Linked DNA regions of Homo sapiens: region 2 is linked to region 1. A link is a contact called in ENCODE Hi-C or POLR2A ChIA-PET data. All regions are on one chromosome and are shown on one strand. Each heading gives the region's core, a stretch centred on a gene start or an enhancer-like site at or near the end of the contact. The rest is flanking DNA. Distances are from core to core; before and after follow the strand shown. Region 1 overlaps TNPO3 (transportin 3). Region 2 has its middle 22 kb from the start of TSPAN33.

Region 1 (3,320 bases), core at 459-2,958:
ACTTGTTGAAGAGATTGTACCAGTCATTTTATAGAATTATCTTACCTTTATGATTTTCTGATTGCCTCTCCTTCGTTTCCTTTAGCATGTTTTTCTTTTCTCTGTATTTCCTCTAATTGGAAGTTGTATCTAAAACAGCCCTTCTCAGTAGGGGTTCCTCAAGAGAATTAAGCCTAAAGCTATTCGTTATATGTAATGAATTCTTTCCTCTACATTAATAATGGTTCTAGCTATATACCGCCCTTAGGATAATTAAGAAGATGGGCACTCAGATAATTTTCTGAAGGGCTTAATTCTATACAATTTTTTTTTTTTGTAGATATAGAGCTTCTCTATGGTCTCAAACCTGGTCTCAAGTGATCCTCTCTCCTTGGCCTCCCTTAATGATGAGATTACAAACGTGAACCACCACACCCAACCTATAGGATATAATTCTTTCCTAGAATCCTGATTGAGAAAAACTGAGAGGCTTAGAGGATTAGTTTTTTAAAGTTAAATATTTTGGGCTAGAATATATCATAGGTACTTGATGCTATGTCTTAGTATATATACAGCGTTCAGTTGACCTTCTATTAGTGATGCTAGGGTTGACCACTGGATTAAGATGAAAGTCTGTTCCTTCCATTTTTAAAGTTCACTTTCCTCCTTTGTAATATAATGTAGTTTGTGTGATGGTAGCTTGTTAGTTTATGAATGTTCAATTCCCTATCAGACTTTAGCCTAATTGTTTTACATTCCAGTAGATAATCCCTACCTTAATCAATAATTTCATTATGGGCCAGGCAATGTGGTTTATGCTTATAATTCCAGCACGTTGGAAGGCTGAGGTGGGACGGTTGCTTGATGTCAGGCATTCAAGACCAGCCTGGGCAACATAGCAAGAGCCTGTCTCAAAAAAAAAATAATACATTAACCAAGCATGTTGGCATGCACCTGTAGTCCCAGCTACTCAAGAGGCTGAGGCAGGAAGGATCACTTGACCCCAGGAGTTCAAGGTGGCAGTGAGCCACGATTGTGCCAGTGCACTCCAGTCTGGGCAACAGAACAAGACTGTCTCTAAAAATAATAATAATTTCATCATGGGTTGCAAAATGATATTTGACTATTTCTGTTATTTCTTGTACATATAAGTTGGCATTCTTATGAGCTCCTACTAGAAAGGTAGGATAAATCTTAATTCTTTTCAAAATGAGGATTTATTTTAAAGCTGCCTTGAATTTTTTTTTTTCTGGCTTTGTCTTTTTGAAGTATGATGGACTCATGTTCATTTAGGTCCAACCAGGTGTCTCCTTTCCAAGTTTCAGAATCCCATTCTTTACCAGTCAGTTTCCTAACTTTCACATGAGAAGTGTGGAGGGACTGTAAATTCACCTGTTGTTTGTAATTCAGCAAGTCACACAACTAAGTTTGGTATACGAGTTTCAGCAGTACTAACTTTGTAGCTACAAAAAGTAAGAGCTGCTTTTAGACTGGGCGTGAAAGCTGTGGTGCTCAGACTGTGGCCTGAGGTGAGAGTTAATGGACTTGAATTTGTCATTTTCTTTTTGTAAGCACTTGTGAATTTAAAATAATCCCATCCACATGTATTTTGTGTCATGGTTACTGCCACAGCAGTCAACTACAGCAGCCACTTGGGCATTCAAGGCACGTGCCTGACTTAGCACATCATGACAATCAATCACAGGTGATATTTTGAGGAACTGTGATGCAGTCTGAAAAATATATTTCCTGTGGTGCTTAAAAATGTCTCTAATTTTGTCATGTAGCTTGTCATGTTATAGAACCCAGGGGATGAAATTAGTCCAAAATGGCCAAGAAAAAAATAGGCATGTGGCTGTAATGCCAGGTTCCAAACCCCTCTTAAGACCTTTTCTCATTTAGTTTCCTGCACACTCTCCTTTAATGATTACATTCTGTCCTATTTCTTGTTAGTATTATACTTTTGTGGTCTGTCCTAATGGACCCATTCCTAAACATGGTGTTGAACTTTTTGAAGTTTTAAACGTGTTTCTGCTTGCTCTCATAGCTAAACTGAACCTGTGCTTCTAACATTTTTGTCTCTTCACTTTCTATTTTGTTAATCTAAGATCTCAATTCTTATTTATCCCTGCTATCTTTTTACTGGTGAGCTCTTCTGGACTCTGTGGCATTTATCTTGAAGCTTTTGAGGACTTTAAGAGGCAGATTTTTAACATAGCATAGCTCTCAAAGAGGAACAGAAGATAACTGTTAGTTCTGATGTTTTAGAATGTATGTTTGATTTAATTTGCAGAATTTCATCTTTTCAAAGAGATTAGTTTTAGAAACAGGTTTTTTTCAGAATTTGGTCTTTCAGTTTGAGTCAATAGTTAGAATGTACAAGCAAATCCTTCCACTTGTACACATCATGTCTTATTAAAATTGAAATATCATTCAGGAAGTCTAAAGGCCAAGTGATTATGTAATGAGTTTATATCAACAGCATCAAAGATTCAATTGAGAGTTTGAGACAGGTTGAGGGGGAGAGAGAATGAGTATCAGCTCTTAAAGAGAAATCTCTCAGTGGCTCCAGTTCATGTTAAGGGAACTTAGTTACTCCGTTCATTTTGCTACTTTCAGCCTTGAACCGTATTAAATTAAGTGCTCCTGTGCATTTATTAGTTTACGTATTACATATTTAAATATATTGCATATATTAGTGTCATAGTCTTTTCTAAAAATTCTGGCCATTTTAGTGCCTGGCATCCCTGAATATTTTCTTTCTGAGTTTCAGGGGAACAAAGAAAGTCTTGAGTAAAAAATATCTAGAAGAACTTAATGGGGCCAGAACCATATTTGTGACATTTTCTTATCTCATCTAGTGTGTTTTCTGGTGACTTTTAAAGTGTTGTTTTATTTTTTAATTTTTTTGTAGAGACAGGGTCTTAACTTTGTTGCTCAGATTAGTCTAGAACTCCTGGGCTCAAGCGATCCTCCCACCTCAGCCTCCCAAAGTGCTGGGATTACAGGTGTGAGCCACTGCACGCAGGCTCTGATGACTTTTTACAAATACTTTCCCCTCTAAAGCAAGGGCTCTTAGTTCTTTCCTTTCCTGCCATTCTTCCTTCTTTTTTTTTTAGACAGAGTCTTGCTCTGTCGCCCAGGCTGGAGTACCATGGCGCAATCTCAGCTCACTGCAACCTCTGCATCCCAGATTCAAGCAGTTCTCCTGCCCCAGCCTCCTGAGTAGCTGGGATTACAGGTGCGTGCCACCACACCTGGCTAATTTTTGTATTTTTAGTAGAGACGGGGTTTCACCATGTTGGTTAGGCTGGTCTCAAACTCCTGACCTTGTGATCCAC
Region 2 (3,320 bases), core at 581-3,080, 110 kb before region 1:
GGAGTTGAGACTGGGGCCGTGGACTGCAAACAAGGGGTTTGGGGATATTTCCTATCAGGAGCAGTCTCACATCCATATAGGGGTAGGCCACTGTGCACTTTTTATGTGAGAGGTTCCATAACGTTTCTCTTCCCTTACTTCTCACCCTCACCAACTTGTCTGAAATTCCCACCATTCTCTAATCCAATTCCCATTATGGTTAGGTTAAGGTGTGGAATCACTATTTAAAATTCAAATATAGGCTAGGTGCAGTGAGTGGCTCACGCCTGTAATCCCAGCACTTTGGGAGACTGAGGCAGGAGGATCACTTGAGGCCAGGAGTTCGAGACCAGCCTGGGCAACATGGCAAAACCCTGTCTCTACTAAAAATACAAAAACTAGCCAGCCGTGGTGGCTCACACCTGTAGTCCCAGCTACTCCGAATGCTGAAGCACAAGAATCGCTTGAATCCGGGAGGCGGAGGTTGCAGTGAGCCAAGATCGCACTACTGCACTCCAGCCTGGGTGACTGAGACACTGTCTCAAAAAAATAAAAATAAAAATAAAAATAAAATATTAAAAAGAAAATGCAGAAAATGCAAAGATTTCTAGGAGGGATACCCAGACCAATATCTGCACTTCAAATCTTAGAAGTTAAACATTTATCAAGACATGATTCTGTACACCCTCCATTCAAGCCACCAGAAATCTGAGACAGAATCTCATGTGTCTGAGACTCGACCACTCTGATTTTGAAGTGAAATTATTTCAAATGCTTAAATGGGTAGCACTGAGTGTTTGTCTGTTATTTTTCCAAGCCCAGCACCTATTCCCCGTTCTGGTACCAGCATGCTAGATTTCCTTTGGGATGCCACCCCACCTCCTGTCTCAGGCTCAGTGAGCATGGGAGAGATCTACCCTTCCACCTGGCAGGTGGAACGCCGGACTCTGTTCTGGCCAATCAGAGCCCAGGGATGGTTATGCGCTCTAACTTGGTCCAGTCAGAATGAAGCCTCTAATTTAGTTGGGGAGGAGGACCATTACTGAAAGGGATTCCCTCTCTCTTTTGCTGGGACCCCCTGGGATTACAGATGACCTGCAGCCACTGGGGGCTACCCCAGGGCTCCTGAGAGAGAAGGTAACACTGAGGAAAGGTAGAGCTGAGACAGGGTTAAACCAAGTCCCAGTGACATAGTTTGAGCCACAAGATCAGTGGTGCCTGAAACAAGCCCTAACCTTAGACTTTTCAGTTATGCGAATCAGTGAAATTGTGTGGTTGTTGTTTGTTGGTTTGGTGTTTTGTTTCATTTTGTCTAAGTCAGATAAAAATGGATTTTCAGTTATCTTGAAACTGAAAATCTGCTGACTGGCACGCCATCCCGCTGGCTTGTGTGCTGTGCACATTAACAAGACTCACCTTTTCTTAGGATTCATCCTATGTGCAAGATTACCAGGATGTAGCCAGATTCAGGATGCCTGTTTTTATAGCTTAGCTACAGAGTTTTTCTTCACCTCTAGCAATTGCCTATGCCCTTTCAGCGGCCTCAGCAGGGAGAAGCACAGTGGGACTCCTTGAAAGGCAGATCCAGAAGGCTGGTTATGTGGACAGTTCACCACAGTTAACTGGGGTAACCACAGTTGGCCTGGGCAGTCCAGAAGCAGATGACCCACCCCCATACTGTGGGCAGCTCTTCCTGCAGTGCTTAACTCCAGAAAAAAACCCTCCACCAGTTCCTTACTAAGGTGGTAAACAACCCTAAGAAATCTGGCTCTCTAAGCTTGGGACAGCCAAGAAATGAGTCAGCCTTCTGGAGAAACCCCCCTTGCCACAGCCTGTGCTTCCCCATTTCTGCCAGGGCCCCAGCCCCAGCCCCAGCCCCCATGTCAGTAAAGCCTATGCATTTCTTTCAAGAGCATGACAAAACCTCATATCTGAAAAGCACTGAAGTGCTGTACCTCTTTCAAAGTACTTGTGCATTCATTATCTCATTAGGATACCAGATTTGCTATTTTTTTCTTCAGATTCTTTTTTTTTTTTTTTTAACTCAAATCCAGCAGAGTTTTTTCATGTGGTTCTCAATGAGACTTGAGAAGAGAAAATCAGAATTCAATCCAAAAGCACAGCTTTTCTAGAGACATAAATATAATCCTCCTCTCTCATGCCAAAAATAACAAGGGGGCAGAGGTTAGATTCTAGAGGAAAGAACATTGAGTGTGAACTGAAACCTTTCTAGTTACAGATCTACCACTAAGTAGCTGTGTGACCTGGACAAGCCCCTTAATCTCTCTGCACTTCAGTTTCTTCCTTTGTAAAATGGCAGCATTGAGGCTTCCTGGGAACCCTGGCCTTGATATTTTCTAAGCATCTTTGAAGCTCTGAGGTTTTATGGCTCGGTGAATTGTAGAATCTGAGGAGACTGATTTATAAGCAAGTTGGCACGTTTTTTAAGCCCAGTCATTCCTTTGGTGTGTGCAAGGGAGAGCCCCTGCTCAGAGTGTCAGGAGCCATAGCACATTGGGATGTAGACTGAGCATGGCCCACTTCCCAGAGACCCCAAGGCCTGCCTTAGGCCCACCTCTGATGGTGGTGGTTGGTTGGTGGTGGTTAGTTGGTTAAATGAAGGGTGAGATCCTGACCACTCACTAAATGCTGAACTCTTGATAGATTAGGAGGAAGCTCTGCTATCTGTGGGATGAGGCACAGCAGATGATGTGGTTTGGCTGTGTTCCCACCCAAATCTCATCTTGAATTCCCACATGTTGTGGGAGGGACTGGGTGGGAGATAATTGAATCATGAGGGCAGGTCTTTCCCATGCTGTTCTCATGATAGTGAATAAGTCTCATGAGATCTGATGGTTTTAAAAATAGGAGTTTCCCTGCACAAGCCCTCTCTGTGCCTGCTGCCATCCATGTAAGATGTGACTTGCTCCTCCTTGCCTTCCGCCATGATTGTGAGGCTTCCCAAGCCATGTGGAACTGTAAGTCCATTAAAGCTCTTTCTTTTGTAAATTAGCCAGTCTCGGGTATGTCTTTATCAGCAGTGTGAAAACAGACTAATACAGCAGATGTCAGATTGGTTCTTGGAATGGAAGGTAAGCGAACTCTAGTGTTTACTGAAGACAGGGCCTATGTAGGGATTGGCAGGGTAGGGTGGTAGGCCCTATTTAGCAGTACAGAGACTGACCCAAGGCACTTTTCTTGCTGAGTTCAACCTTCTTTTGCAACCCTTTCTTCTGGCAAGTGCTTTCTGCCCAGTGGGGAGGTGAAAGGGTCCCTCACCTTCATGAACCCCTTCTGTGTGAATATACCCTCCAATAAATCCTGGCTCTTCTTTCCATTTC

The links. Hi-C counts contacts between places; a loop is a spot of excess contacts on that map. ChIA-PET counts read pairs that join two places held with the same protein, here RNA polymerase II (POLR2A). Pooled maps may share reads with other maps.
Region 2: a pooled map shows a loop between it and region 1 (9-fold over the local background). The contact joins two enhancer-like sites. A Hi-C loop is called at or near these places in 1 of 168 maps with a recorded cell type or tissue (OCI-LY7), 8 of 37 single-sample maps with no recorded cell type and 9 of 50 pooled maps. POLR2A ChIA-PET finds 5 or more read pairs at or near these places in 4 of 52 experiments (GM12878, PC-9, WTC11 and 1 more).

What each region holds. Positions count from the first base shown.
Region 1 is chr7:129,007,924-129,011,243 of GRCh38, reverse strand. All of the region lies in intron 4 of TNPO3 (transportin 3), which reads left to right. Among named protein-coding and RNA genes, the nearest start is that of TNPO3, 46 kb to the left of the region's middle. Within about 2 kb of position 1,708, at least 3 of the 41 ENCODE cell types and tissues checked have a DNase peak (open chromatin) inside an H3K27ac peak, as active enhancers do; they include GM12878, where a contact is called at or near this core.
Region 2 is chr7:129,121,266-129,124,585 of GRCh38, reverse strand. No RefSeq gene overlaps it. Among named protein-coding and RNA genes, the nearest start is that of TSPAN33, 22 kb to the left of the region's middle. RefSeq lists enhancers at 1,462-1,731, 2,182-2,351. Within about 2 kb of position 1,830, at least 2 of the 41 ENCODE cell types and tissues checked have a DNase peak (open chromatin) inside an H3K27ac peak, as active enhancers do; they include GM12878, where a contact is called at or near this core.